Regions from separate parts of the Homo sapiens genome. Here regions 2 and 3 are each linked to region 1. Evidence: chromatin loops called from intact Hi-C (ENCODE). Cell type or tissue: IMR-90. All regions are shown on one strand.

Region 1 (5,000 bases):
GCACCTCAAAAGCAGCAGCTCTGCCTTGCCCAGGTTGATCTCCAGGGGCCAGCTTGCGCCTGTTGCCTCGCGAGCCCTCAGTAGGAAGCTGTGTGGCCTGTCCAAAAATATGCCTAAAGGAGCTGCCAGGCAAGAGGCCAGGAGGTCCTGGAGCCTAGTTCTCCCGTTTCCCAGCCTGACAAATATGAATCAATTTTACCTCTGTTGGAGCCACTGGAACTTCATCACCCATTAAGCAGACCCATGTGCCCTATTTGATTTTCATTTGGGAAACCAGGTACAATATTGACATTTCCATGGGGTCCTGGGGCCGAGAGAGCTTGTTAGCATGAAGCCTTTCCTCCACCCATCAAGGCTCCATCCCTGCCACCTACCTCCCAGCTGTTCAACCCTGACCCTAACCTCGGGGCCTAGCTGCTCTCCTCTGTCAAGTGGGCATTTTAAAATACTACCACTTGTCCAAACCCACAGATTGTACGTCACCAAGAGTGAAGAAAAACCTTCGGACTGTGAGTGATCATGCTGTATAGACATAGACTCACTGATTTTATCACATGTGCCACTCTGGTGTGGGATGCTGGCCACGGGGAGGCTGTGCATATGTGGGGGCAGAGGGTATACAGGAACTCTCTGTACTTTCTGCTCAGCCTTGCTGTGAACCTAAAACCGTTTTGAAAAAATCAAGTGTATCTAAAAGGCAGGGAGTTGGGAATACTGCCTCTTGAGGTTGCTGTGAGAATTGAATAAGATAATGTCAATGCACCCAGCGCGGTCTTTGGTGCACAGTGTGGTCCATGGTAGCTGAATGAGGGGCTATCACCCTCCTGAAACCCAGGAGGAGGCTGAGGGCAGTGACAGATGCTCACTTCTAGCACATCTCATCTCCTCCGGGGTGGGGATAGGTGAAAGAACTGAGGACCAGATGATCTTGCTAGTACTCAGGAGATAGGGCAGCAAAGATGACTCAAGAAAGAATAACAGGCCCAGGCCTAGGATCAGCCCCTCCCTCCCTCTCTAGCAGACAGATCTTCTCAGAGCCGACAGATCTTCTCAGAGCCAACAGAAGAAATGGGAGAGGACTTGGCTATTTGGCAAAAGCACAAATCTGGCTGGGCTATGCCCCGGCTCTCAAGTCCTCATCTGCTCCACAATGATCTCACCAGGCACACTGGCCTCTCCTCCCACTGGGTGGACCCTGCAGCCATTATGGGTGCCATTCAGCCGAGCAGGAAGAGAACAGGCTGGTGTCTGCAGACCTGCATTTCAGGCCCCATTCTGTGGCTGTGTGACTTTGAGAACATCTCTCCCTTCTCTGTGCCTCTGTTTCCCCAGGCCAGCTTTTCTCTCTTCCTTCACTGAATATGTCACTGAGTGCTATCCTTGAGCCAGATAATCCCTGAGGGTCCTTTCAATGTGATATGATTTTTTTTGTTTTTGTTTTTGTTTTTGTTTTTTGAGACGGTGTCTCACTCTGTCGCCCAGGCTGGAGTGCACTAGCATGATCTCGGCTCATTGCAAGCTCCGCCTCCCGAGTTCACGCCATTCTCCTGCCTCAGCCTCCTGAGTAACTGGGATTACAGGCGCCCGCTACCATGCCCAGCTAATTTTTTGTATTTTTAGTAGAGATGCGGTTTCACCGTGTTAGCCACGATGGTCTCGATCTCCTGACCTTGTGATCCGCCCGCCTCAGCCTCCCAAAGTGCTGGGATTACAGGCGTGAGCCACCGTGCATGGCTAAAATAATATATTTTAAATGCATTGGAGAAATATAAAACATGCAGACACGAAATATACAGATAAAAATGGAAATGTTTTCTTAATCATGGGAGATGGCACTTTTCCTCCTGAGTTCTGCCTGCGAATCTACATTTCTATAGACTTTGTGAACATGAATGTTTGCTTGGAAAGTGCCTGGATAGCTTTGAAGTCTGCAAGGCTGTGATCTTGCCCTCAGGATCTGGCTGATACTGGTCAATCACCTGCCTCCTTGCAAAAGGAGGGTAGCATGAAGCCGGGACAAACATGGATACTTCCTGGACCACAGCTCTTGAGTTCCCTTGAACTTCCCTCCACAGCCACACCTGTTCTCCCTGCCAGACCCGTCCCCTGGCCCAGAGCCTGTTGAGGAACCAGATCTCTGGGGGAGGCACAGGATGTGGAGGGACATGTATGAGTTTTGGCTTCAAACAGATATAATTTCAATCTTAGCTCTGCCATTGACTTGCTGTGTGACCTTGGGAAGTAACTTACCGTCTCTGAACCTTGTTGCCCTGTATCTATTTAGCAGAGAGAATAAATCTCTCTCTGACAGGGTCGTTGTAAGTATTATATAGAATGACACAGGTCATGTCTCTGGCCACATAAATAGCTGAGCCACTTTATTTAACAAGATAGTTGGAATCTCGTCCTTGGATGAGATAAACCGTATAAAGCGTTAGGTCGTGCCTAGGTAAGAACTTGCCTCTATTGGCTACTATCATCATCATCATGTTGCTCATTTTCATCACCATCTCTATCATTGTATTCCCTTCCCTGTGACCTCCAGGTGGCAGCATGGGGCCATGGAGCCACAGCCCTCCTCCTCAGGCTGTCACTTCAAAACTGTGAGCGGGCAGGACCCTTGGGTGACACTCCTTGGGTGACACTAACCTGAGCTGTCACCATGATAGCCAAGTGAGGAGCACTTAAACACCTTATTTTCATCCTTAGGACCTTCTGCAGGAAACAGTTATCCACATCGTATATGGATGAAAGGTGGGCTCGGGTGGGAGGAGCCACTAGTGGGAGTGGAGCCAGGAATCAAAGCCAGTCTCCACTACCTGCCGGCTGGGGCACCTGCCCACTGCGCTGGAGCCTCCGAGTGGGTTCCAGCATCTCACCTGGCAGGTAGGAAAGTGAGGCCAAGGGGCGAGGGGACTAGCCCCAGGATCGGGCTCCTAGGAAGGGCTCCTTCCCACAGAGCCCAGTCTCCGGGAGTGGCTCGTCAGCCACGGCCCCAGCACTGACTTGAGCCTCAGCCTGGGCTCCCTGGAGGGTCTTGGCAACCTCAGGGAAGCATCCCATGACTTGTCTCTTTCTGCCTTGCCCAGTGGGACCTCTTCTGATCCCCAAGTAATCTTTGCTACCAGGAACCAAAGTGATTTGTGGAAACTTCCTCCAAATCCCCAGCTAATCCTCTTCTTTTAGTGAGGTCCTTTAGCAATCACATTTGCTGCTTGGTGACCTCTAATCCCCTTATTCTCAAAGGTCCCTGGGGAGGCACATGTGCAGATGTGTGTCCCTGCTGGGGCCTCTTGAGCTGGTCCAGGCCAGAGCAGCATGTCTGTGACCACCAGCTTGTCCCACTCAACTTTGATCTGCTTTCCTCCCTCCTAGGGGTCTCACTTTAAAGTTGGCCAGGGAGAGGCCTTAGGTCTGTGCCCAGTGGTCTCTGGATAGGGCTTGCTGGCCATCAGCTGAGAAGCCCCAGTCCCCTGGCGTCTCCATGCTGATTGACTCTCAGAGGGATCCTCATATTTGAAGTTAGGGCCTCAGTTTCCTCCTCTCTTAAACAGGGATAACATTAGTCGTACCTCGAAGGCATGCAATGAGGAGTTACCAAGGTAATATATCCAATGAGGTTAAAGAAATCAGAATCAGTTAGCTATGTTACCTAGAGTATCTACCTGCCACCCCCACCCCTCAAGGACTCCGATCTCACCCGCCTCTAAAGGGGTCACCCCAGGGTACGCAGTTGCTCACAAAGGCTGAGAGATGTGATGGGGGGCAGTTCTTCAGCAAGCCGAGCCCACTGTGGGCTTTGCAGGTTCTGGGGACTCCCTGTCCCTCAACAATTCTGACTGGGAAGGGGTCCAAGAACCTGGAGCTGTAAGAAGGTGCGCTGAACAGAGGAGAGATTCGAGATATGGCTACACAGGGCCAGGGAGGCAGGAGCTGGGGAGGGGTGGCATCTGCCTCCCAGCCAGAACAGAGAGGGTGGTCCCAGCAGTGCCCAGGCAGTGGGGGAAGCCACAGCCTCAGGCGGGTGGCAGGGGAGAAGCAGAGGGGCTGGGTAAGGTAACTCTGTAAACTGGGGTAATTTATTTAATCTTTGAGCACAGTTACAGTATATATTTTGTGACCCACAAATCAGCAGGGTTCCCACTGCCCCCAAGAATGAGATAAGATTGGCTCTAGCACCCTGTGAGAGTTCAAGTTCAGGTCCCTCTCGGGGATTTATGCCGGTGCCCTGGCCTCCTGCCCCTGAGCTCTCTCCTCCTCCCCTCCGAACTCTGTAGCTGCTCTCTTATCTCTTCCTAGGTGTTGGCCTGATCATGAAATCCTTTTTCCTTTCCTACGGCCATGCTACACTGGGAAAAAAATGAAAACAAAACTCACCCTCTCCAGGATAGATGGTTCCAGGCCTTTTCTGGGATCATGCTTTGCTTAGGCCAAAGCTCAGGACCTCATCCTGGTCATCGAGGAGCTGCCCCTCCTAGGGACACACAAGCACATCCTTCTCCAGCTGCACTGTGAGATTACGTCCCAGAGACGGTTACCTGAGTGTGTGTCCTGGCAGCTTGTGTGTCAGATACACAAGGCCATGGCTTCAATTTCCTCAGAAATGTGTCATAATGAATGTGACCGACATCTTTCTCCTCTCTCAGCCTAGAAATCCTCAGCACTCTATTCCCTGGAGTTCCTCTAAGGAAACTGACATGCAAGGAGGCAAGGAATGGGGTCTTTCTCCCTAATCAGCTATCAAAAGTGATTTAAAAATGCATTGCCTTCAATCAATAATTTTCTATTTAAATATAACAGAAACATTTTGCTCACAATAAAACTTTATGCGGGAACTCCAATACATATTTAAAAAGTGAAAACAGAACTGCTTGGCTGAATCTGGGAGAGGCAGAGGGAATGATAATGCCTGCTCCTGGGCTTGTCTCTCCCAAACCCCATGGGAATCTCTGAGGCATTCTGGGCTCTGGAGAACAGAAAGAGAAATAAAAACTGTATCT
Region 2 (5,000 bases), 190 kb after region 1:
TGCTCCCAAGATAGCAGCAAGCCTTTTGCTCTCTGACCTGGGGTTCTTGGCCTCAAGGATTCCAAGGAATGGAACCTTGGGCCACGAGGGGAGTGTTATAGCTCTGTTAGAAGCCGTGGGTCACAGAACAGAACCGTGGAACCCAGCGACTAGTGTTCAGCTCTACTAGGATGAATGCATGCACTTAGCCGCGCAGAAACAATGGCAAGCCTCTAGCCTGATCAGGAGCGGCAATGGGCGCCTTGCTGCATCAGAAGCGCAGCAGACACCTTGCCGGATCCAGAGCGGTGAAAGTCAATGGCGGGTCTGCGACGGCGACGTTCAGCAGTGGTGGACGGCGAGTGAAAGCTCAGCTTGAGCCCTAACAAACATGGACCAGAAGAGTGTGCAGTTGCAAGATTTAATAGAGTGAAAACAAAGCTCCCATACAATGGGAGGGGATCCAAAGGGGGTTGCCACTGCCAGTTCGAATACCTAGGTTTATATCCTGATAGTTGTCCCTCCCCCTGTGCTCTCAGGCGATAGATGACTATTTCTTTACCTCCTGCTTTTAGCTTAACGGGTATTTTAGTGAGCTCTCTGTTACCTGATTGGTCAGGTGTGAGCTGAGTTACAAGCCCCATATTTAAAGGTGGATACAGTCACCTTCCCCAGCTAGGGTTAGGAATTCTTAGTCGGCCTAGGAAATCCAGCTAGTCCTGTCTCTCATTACTATCCCTCAATACCTAACGTAATGTATAGCACACCAAAACTTGGGGAAGGGCAAGGAATGGGAGTTGCCAGCTTCTGCTGGAAGAAAATTGGGTTAAATAACTGACAAATTAAATATTTAATCTTTAAAAACCCTTTAAAATAAAAAACGCCATGATTGAAAAGTAATTAAAAACACTGCAATTTAGTATCATGTTTTGTGCATTCTTTGTATAATACTGATACTGTTTTTAAAAAGACATTTGAAAACTAAGTGCAGTTTTAAAAGGGCATATAACATTTTATTGACAAATAACAGAGATAGAGAAGTGAACTGTAGATAATCCTGAAAAACTATGCCTACTTCAAGTGTAACCTAACAAGTTTTTCCAAATGACCACTTTCCTTTCAGCGAATTAACAACAATCTTAATAACCTCACTAATAACTGTGTACGTTATTCTTTAAGTTAACATATGACAGTGTGGGAGGACACTCCCTGACAAAGATTAATGGACTCCATTAAGGATACCTATAGTTCCTTGCTCAGGAAGGAAACATTTTCATAGAATCTCCTTAGTTATTTTATTCACATAACAAGTCAAGTGTTAGCAACTAGCGTTACTCTCAGAGTCTAATGGGGAAGCTAAGTACGAAAATAAATGATTGCAATTCACTGTGATACATGCTGTAATAGAGGGATAGGAGGTATGCAACAGGTGTTAAGGGTAGATCAAAGTAGACAAGATGAACTCTGCTAACAGGGATTAAAGAAGGCTTTAGACTCTTGGAGGAAAAGTGGTTGTGGGAGGGGAGAGAATACTCCAGGCAATAACCTACAGAGTCACAGAAATTTGAAACAGCATGGCTTAATCAGAAAACTTTTTAAACTCATATTACTGAGGTATAGGTATACAATGGGGGCAGTGGGGGAGCGGGGGTTACAACAACATAGGCCTGAGGGAGAAAGTACACACACCCAGGCCAGGATGGCCAAGAAAACCACATTTGCCAGGTCACTAGGGGTGGAGGAAAAATATCTAAGGCATATGAGTCATGTTTTAGGATAAATGTTAAAAGTGAAATGTATATAAACGTTTCAAAAGTGAAATGTATATAAACATGAACTCAATCAGTATACAGATTGATTTTGTTAAGAGCCTGCTCTGGATCCAAACAGAGAGTGCATGGGACTTGTTGGCAAAAATCCCAGGACTGACAGACGCTGGTATCACAGAGGTCTGTGATGCAGCTCCAACACTCAACAGCCAGAGGATCACAACCACATTACTTAACCTGGACACCTCACTTATAAAGTTAGGAGGTTAGGGGAAAACCTCTCTGGGGCCTCTACTAACACAGAAATTCTAAATATAGGCTACCTTTTGACCACCGAATACCTATCAGGAACTTTACAGAGGGCTCTTGGTATTTACATATTTAACATCTAGAGATTCAACTATTCATGAATAATCCAAAGGTCATAACATGGAAGTAATCTGCTGAAACTCAAAACTGAATTGTGAACACTGCAAGGCTGATGTCAAAAAACAAACCATTTAGGTAGTAATTAATGACTCTGGCCAACTGTCTAGTATCCTAATCTCAAAAAGCCTTTATTCTGTTCTACTTACTTCATAAGCACTTCTTGGGGGAAGTGATATGCTACAATAGATTTGTAAATGTGAAGGTTCAAAAGGACCTTGTTATGTCCCTTGACAATGTCAAGTATGTCCTAAAATAGGCACTTTACATTCTCACCTCATCCAAACAAAAGCCTCAAAAGCAAGTTGCTGATTTATCAGTAGTACTTACAAGTAAAGGAATGAAAGATTTAGTTCCATTAACGAGTCCCTGACACTGTTTATATTGAGAGAGCTAAGAGAACCTATAACCAAGGAGATTCTCAGAAAATGCAGTTGTGAGCCCCCAAAATTTGAGACAGGTCTCAGTTAATTTAGAAAGTTTATTTTACCAAGGTTGAGAACAGGCACCCGTGACACAGCCTCAGGAGGTCCTGAAGGCACGTGCCCAAGGTGGTCAGACCACAGTTTGGTTTTATACATTTTAGAGAGACATGAGACATCAATCAACACATGTAAGATGAACATTTGGTTCTATCTGGAAAGGCGGGACAACTCGAAGCAGGGAGGGGGCTTCCAGGTCATAGGTAGATAAGAGACAAATGGTTGCATTCTTTTGAGTTTCTGATTAGCCCCTCCACAGAAGGCAAGCAGATATGTATTTATCTCAGTTAGCAGAGGGGTGACTACGAATAGAATGGGAAGCAGGTTTGCTCTAAGCAGTTCCCAGCTTGACCTCTTCCTTTAGCTTAGTGATTTGGGGGGCCCAAGATATTTTCTTTTCACAGAGAAAAGAATCCAAAACTGCAGAGAGTTTAAAGGCCAAAAAGTAAATAATGAATAATAAAAGCATATAATGAATTAAGCATATTGTTTAAGCAAATGCAAACTCATTCATTCATGAGACTAGGGGTCAATAAAGTACACACAAAACCACTCAACTACATTATACTAAAGTTGCACTTCTTGCATTTTTTACTCTAGTAACTAGGGAACCCTAGAAATTCCCCATTTTTTCCAAAAATGCAGGAAAATGAAAATTAACTTGTGCTGACTTATATATACATATATTTATTGATATTTATATATTTAAATACATATAGTTAAATGTAGCAAACAGTATATTTATATATAACTACACATTAATAATTAATCTAAACTCAGTTTAGATTCAACAAATTTTCCAGTGAAAAACCCTAACACATCTTTTGTGAAATATGTTCATTAGTAATCAGTAAAATATAAATTAAAGTACCATTTTCCTTCTATCTCATTAGAAAAACTGAAAATATTCACAATATTTAACATTAGCAGGGCTATAGATACAAATGTATTTTTCTATCCTGCTACTAAGACTGTAAATTAAGTACCACCCTTTAAGTTAGTAATAAGGCAGTACTTGTCAAGACAGAAATGTGCATTTTTAATTAATAATTATATTTCAAGAACTCTATCACGCAGAAATATTTATAGGAGTACACAGAGAAATGGATACAACATTGTTCATGTAAGTATAATTTGTAATAATAAACAGTGGGCAATAATAAAGCCTACCAATAAGAGAAGGGGGAACATTTATTTTAACATTTATTATGAAATACTAAGCAGGCATTCAAGAGAATAAGGAAACTCACATCATCTGATATGACTGGGTATCCTTGACATTCAGTAAATAAAACCGATTGCAAAATATAATAGATGGCATGATCCCATTTTTGCCTTAAGCCAAATTTTTTAAAAATGTGTACATCTATGTATATTTGTGTATGTGAGTACATGTATTTCTAGGTGTATTAATAGGTCTGATTTCAACAGAGGGGCATAGTAAACTCAAGATTATGCCACAAAGAGGCTATCTGGAGATAAATATCCTCTCCTTAATCTCCATCCACCCTTTTATCTCCTTCGAGGGCTTCCTTCCCCTTGACCTCACCCAACTGGAAATAAGAGAAAAGTGTGCCCCCTGGGTCTCTTGAGGCAGACAAAAGAAAAGAATGGAGAGCGTGTCCAGAGGGCAAAGAGAAGACATCCAGCAGAACAATATCAACATAAGGAAAATGAGGAGTTACAAAGCATTATCTAGAATATGATAACCTTTTATATATACATTATACAGTGGTTAATTTTTTCTATTTTTGCTTACATAAATTTATTAATTTTGATAAAAACAAATGTGTCATGAAATAAAATAAGAATTCCAAAAAACTAAAAACAAAACTAAAAAGGTCTGAAGAGTTTCATATTAAGATGAAATATCTAATTGTGCTCTCTCAAAAAACACACTAAAAATCCCACACCTACAAAGAATAACCAAAAAAAGAACAACATTTTAAAAGCTGGAAAGCAGAAAGCCAAATGTTGACTATCCTGGCTGACCTGCAAAGACAAAGTGTAAGCCAGCAGAGGAAAAAGTTGAAAACAAACCCACAGAATCCTCCTAAGGCCTAGGAGGCGGAAGCATCAGGTACTGCTGGATGCAAATGGAGATGAATGGCAGTTTGCCAAAATAAAGAGGATTAGGTAATGAGTGAGGGGCAGGTGGATTCCTAGATTCCCTTCTCTCTCTGCACCTCTGGGTAACTGTCCCTCTCCTACCGCAGCATAAACTTGCATGTCTATTCTCTAGAGAAGGTAAAACAGAGTTTCCCAATTAGGAAATGCACAGTTTAGGGCATGGTCACCACTCTAAGAACAGTGGGATTAAGTGACCATATACATGCTGAATCCT
Region 3 (5,000 bases), 410 kb after region 1:
ACTGTCGGGGTTGGGGAGTAGCAAAAGTGACAGTAAGTGTTGACTGTGAAGAGTGATGGGGCTGGGTGACCAGAAGTAGGAAACTGGTTTGGGATATGATGAGCTTTCTCTTCAAATAATCTCATCAATCTTTTATTCTTTAATTCATAGTACCCCCCACGCCCCTGCCTTTTCTCCTTTTCCCCTTTTTGCCTTTGTTAGATGCCCAGGCACGCCACAGTACCAGGCGTTATCAGTACCAGCTCACACTCCTTTCCTTATTTGGAAAGAGGACTCACTTTTTAGCTCACTACAGACACCCCTCCCCCTTCCCCTCCACTTTCTTTTATGTGCCCACCTTATCTAAAAAAATCAAATGTTTAGCCAACCGGGATTAGTTTAGATTGTACGACCTGACCCTGGCCAATAGGGAAAGGGTATAGGGGCAGGACTTGCATCAGGAATAAAGGCTCTTGTGCCCCTTCCTACAGGTGTGCTTTCATGGCGACTGGCCAAGGAGGCACCCCTCTGCGCAGAAGTAAAATTTCTTTGCTAAGAATCCTTTGTTCAAGTGTTCAATTTCCTTAGGATTTTGAGCGTTATTCCTAACACTGGCAGGGATGTATGGTCGGGAAGGAGACATGGGGACCCTGCTGGGGTCTGGGGCCCAGGGGCATTTCTCCACAACTTGAAGGGATTGACCCCAAAAAACCAAGCTCAAGGCACTAAGGGGCTGGAGAACTCATGAGATGGCCCAAACTAAAGGGACACCAGATTGGTCCCCTGGGGCCGGAGGGGCTATGGGGTGAAGGCTTGGTCATGGGAGTCATCTCTAGTGCTTGCCCTAGAACAGAAGATCACAGAGCAGCTTGGATAAAGCTGACTTGGGGTTACAGCCCTAGAACCAGGACGGACCTCATAGCCAGGAGCGGTGGTTCGAGGCCTGCAGAGGCCCAGGGTCCCTGCTGGGGAATGGAGTGAGGGAGTGAGGCAGGGATCTGGGGATGACAGGACACAGCCAGCATTGAGGAATGCCTTGTGTTGTAGGAGCCGGGGAGTGCGACATTGGAGTGGGACATTACTAGCTGTATGGCCTGTACAAGGGCCCACACCTTCCTCCCCTTGTCCAGGTCTCCTATCTATAGAATGGGGGTGAGAAAACCAATCTCTAAAGTTTCTTGCTTGGTTGGGCATGGTGGCTTACACCTGTAATCCCAGCACTTTGGGAGGCCAAGGGGAGAGGATTGCTTGAGCCCAGGGTTTCGAGACCAGCCTGGGCAACAGAGTGAGACCATGTCTCAATAAAAAATAAAAATAAAAAAAGTTTCTTATGAGAATTAAATGACAATAACACACAAAGTGCCTAATACATAGTGGGTGTTGGGAGGAAAAGGGGTCTAATTTGTTCAATTGTCATCTGCCATGGAGGTAGAAGGAAAAGTGTAGGCCAGAGGTTATCAAACTTGGCTGAAAATCACAATCAACTGGGGGGCTTGTCAACCCAGTTTGCCATTGCCCGCCCCTGGAATTTCTGTCTGTAGCTCTGGGTGGGTCCTGAGATCATTTCTAACAAGTTTCTACTGCTGCCGCTGCTGCTGCTGCTGGCCTGAAGACCACATTCTGAGAACCCCTGATGTAAATACGAAGAGGGTCAGCCCACTTTTGAGTGGCGGAAAATTGTGGTTCTACCACTTTCTAGTTCTGGGGCCTTGAACAATTTACTTAACTTCATTGTGGCTTAGTTTCTTCACTTATAAAATAAAGATAATTGTGCCTTGGGATTATCGTAGGGTGTTATAAAGATGAAATGAGTTAACAAATGTGTAAATGGTTTGGAAGAGTATCCGATAAAATGTAAACACTCAAAAATGTTAGCTCTTAGTATATGGTAGGCCCTTGAAAAATACATTATCTCAATTGTCAAAAGATCAGCAGCAGCAGTTAATATTATCATCTCCATTTTACGGCTGAAGAAGTGTAAGCTCAGAAAGATGAGATCTACTATGCAACTAGGGAACCCAGGCTGCCATCTGAACCCAGATCTTCCAGCTCCATAGTTAGGGCTGTTACAAATCAAGTCTCACTGCTTCCTTCCTCTTTTTTTTCCTTTAAGCTCTGAGAGTGGATGATTCGGCCCTTAAGCCTGAGAGGCTGAGAGTGGGTAGGGCTCAGTGCCTGGAGCAGGGAAGAGTGGAGGAGGAAGCTCAGGAGGAAGTTTGCCTGGGAACCTGGCACAAATGTTACTCAGGATGCACAGTGGGGATATTTTCGTGTGTTCAGAGGGCAGATATGCGGATGACTCAACGTTTTGCCCACGTAGTGCCTCTTGTTGCTTGGCTGCCTTAGCTGATTGAAGTCATCAGTGGATAATGTAGCAGGTGCAAATGAATTGGCTACTGATGGTTTATACAACCCTGGAGGACGCCCCTACTCTCGGCCTAATATGGACAGAAAATACAGTTATTGGACTACAGCATCAAAATACTACAGCCCTGTGGACGATGAATCAGAGCATCTCCCTCACCCACAGAGACCACAGTGTTCCACAAGAAGGGAAGATCTGCAGTAGCAATTCCTGCGGCGGGGGGAGGCTTCGTGTCTCCCCGTCCTAATTGCTGTCAGTTGCCCTGCACTGAGTGCTCACGAACAAGGAAGGAGGCACTGCGTGTGGTCATCCCAACTCCTCACAGCTGCTGAAGAGAAAACTCTCATCCATATATGGTGTTCAATGGGTTTATATGTTGATGACTCCCATCATGTATTTGCAGCCCAAATTCTGACTCTTCTGTCCTCTGTCTAGAAGATATATCTATCTATGTGTCCTTTACACTCCCTGGATTCACCATGGCCAAACCTCCTTTGAGATGAAGTCTCAATCTGTTGCCCAGGCTGTAGTGCAGTGGCGGGATCTCGGCTCATTGCAATCTCTGCTTCCCAGGTTCAAGTGATTCTTGTGCCTCAGCCTTCTGAGTAGCTGGGATTGCAGGCATGCGCCACCATGCTGGGCTAATTTTTTTTTTTTTTTTTTTTTTTTGACGTGGAGTCTCACTCCTGTCACCCAGGCTGGAGTGCAATGGTATGATCTCGGCTCACAGCAACCTCCACCTCCTGGGTTCAAGCGATTCTCCTGCCTTAGCCTCCCAAGTAGCTGGGATTACAGGCGCCTGCCACCATGCCTGGCTAATTTTTGTATTTTTAGTAGAGATGGGGTTTCACCATGTTGGCCAGGATGGGAGAACTAACCTCAGGCAATCTGCCCACCTCGGCCTCTCAAAGTGCTGGGATTATAGGTGTGAGCAACCGTGCCCTGCCTAATTTTTGTATTTTTAGTAGAGATGAAGTTTCGCCATGTTGGCCAGGCTGGTCTTGAACTGAGCTCCTGACCTCAAGTGATCCGCCCCCTCTCAGCCTCCCAAAGTGTTAGGATTACAGGTGTGAGCCACCACACCTGGCCCAATGTTCCCTTTACTATCCTCTTCCCTCAAACTTTGCTCTTTCTCTGTCCCCACTGTCTCACTTGGTGGTAGCAGCCACTAAGTACCCAATCCAGAGGCTCTGAGAAGACGCTAGGTGTACCTTTTTTTTTTTTTTGAGACAGCTTCTCACTTTGTCACCCAGGCTGGAGTGCAGTGGTGAAGTCATGGCTCACTGCAGCCTCAATCTCCCGAGCTCTGGTGATCTTCCCACCTTAGTCTCCTGAGTAGCTGGGACTACAAGTGCACACCACCACGCCCAGCTAGTTTGTTGCATTTTTTTGTAGAGACAGGGTCTCACTGTATTGCCCAGGCTGGTCTTGAACTCTTGTGCTCAAGTGATCTGTCCACCTCAGCCTCCCAAAGTGCTGGGATTTCAGTTGTAAGCCACCTGGCCTGAGATTTACTTTTTAATTTTAATTAATAGACTATTTTTCAAGAGCAGTTTTAGGTTTATGAAAAATTGAGAAGATGCTGGGCGTGGTGGCTCACGCCTGTAATCCCAGCACTTTGGGAGGCTGAGGCGGGTGGATCACCTGAGGTCAGGAGTTCGAGACCAGCCTGACCGATATGGTTAAACCCCGTCTCTACTAAAAATACAAAAACTAGCTGGGAGTGGGGACAGGTGCCTGTAGTCCCAGCTACTGGGGAGGCTGAGACAGGAGAATTGCTTGAACCCGGGAGGCAGAGGTTGCAGTGAGCCGAGATCATGCCACTGCACTCCAGCCTGGGCGATAGAGCAAGACTCCATCTCAAAAAAAAAACAAACAAACAAAAATTGAGAAGAAAGTATCAATAGCCATATCCCTCCTCCCCACTAGTTTCCCTTATTATTAACCCCTTGGATGAGTATGGTTCATTTGAGTTTGTTACAATTGATAAACCAATATGGACACATTTTTATTAACTGAAGTCTGTATTTACATTAGGGCTCACTCTTTGTGTTGTACTGTTTGTTTGTTTGTTTGTTTGTTTGTTTGTTTGTTGAGATGGAGTCTCGCTCTGTCTCCCAGGCTGGAGTGCAGTGGCACGATCTTGGCTCACTGCAAAGTCCACCTCCCAGGTTCAAGCAATTCCCCTACCTCAGCCTCCCAAGTAACTTGGATTAGAGGCACCCACCACCACACCTAGCTAATTTTTGTATTTTTAGTAGAAACAGGGTTTTGCCATATTGGCCAGGCTAGTCTCGAACTCCTGACCTCAGGTGATCTGCCCACTTCGGCCTCCCAAAGTGCTGGGATTACAGGTGTGAGCCAACATGCCTGGCCTTGTGTTGTACATTCTACATATAGGTTTTGAGAGACATTCTGTATGTTATTGTAATGGTGGGTATATTTAATGCCAAGTTTGTTCCTAAAGCAGATAGTGGCCTTGTAGTGGGGTACACATAGTGTGTCCCCCGAGAAGAGGAGCACTCAGAACATATTTGTCAGTCCCTTCCATCCTTTCTCCCTCTGCCTCAAGGAACACCTACTACCCCAGGTTTGGTTCCTGGTTGGCCCTGACCCCGGCTTGCCTGTGTCAGATGGGAGCTGCCTGTGGTTTGTA

Evidence for each region. Peaks named below come from ENCODE experiments on the same cell type or tissue, not always from the same donor. Only the 100,000 strongest peaks of a DNase experiment are listed, where the experiment ranks them.
Region 2: it touches region 1 in a loop (2.9-fold over the local background); 8 of 110 quality-filtered maps call a loop at or near these places.
Region 3: it touches region 1 in a loop (6-fold over the local background); 4 of 110 quality-filtered maps call a loop at or near these places.

The regions. Positions count from the first base shown.
Region 1 is chr2:30,704,741-30,709,740 of GRCh38, reverse strand. No RefSeq gene overlaps it. Among named protein-coding and RNA genes, the nearest start is that of CAPN13, 100 kb to the left of the region's middle. In IMR-90, CTCF peaks have their summits at 722 and 2,544 (motif pointing right); a DNase peak (open chromatin) is centred at 2,550; H3K27ac peaks cover 183 bases.
Region 2 is chr2:30,511,661-30,516,660 of GRCh38, reverse strand. The region is part of intron 1 of LCLAT1 (lysocardiolipin acyltransferase 1); the gene reads right to left. Among named protein-coding and RNA genes, the nearest start is that of LCLAT1, 67 kb to the right of the region's middle. RefSeq lists enhancers at 1-264, 265-765. In IMR-90, no CTCF peak of the experiment used is centred here; a DNase peak (open chromatin) is centred at 1,900; H3K27ac peaks cover 599 bases.
Region 3 is chr2:30,290,923-30,295,922 of GRCh38, reverse strand. It overlaps LOC102723594 (a long non-coding RNA gene), which reads left to right. Exons shown (of 3, transcript XR_427017.4): 3 at 2,093-2,888. Among named protein-coding and RNA genes, the nearest start is that of LINC01936, 53 kb to the left of the region's middle. RefSeq lists a silencer at 1,434-1,604 and enhancers at 2,098-2,147, 2,318-2,377. In IMR-90, no CTCF peak of the experiment used is centred here; a DNase peak (open chromatin) is centred at 2,432; H3K27ac peaks cover 3,869 bases.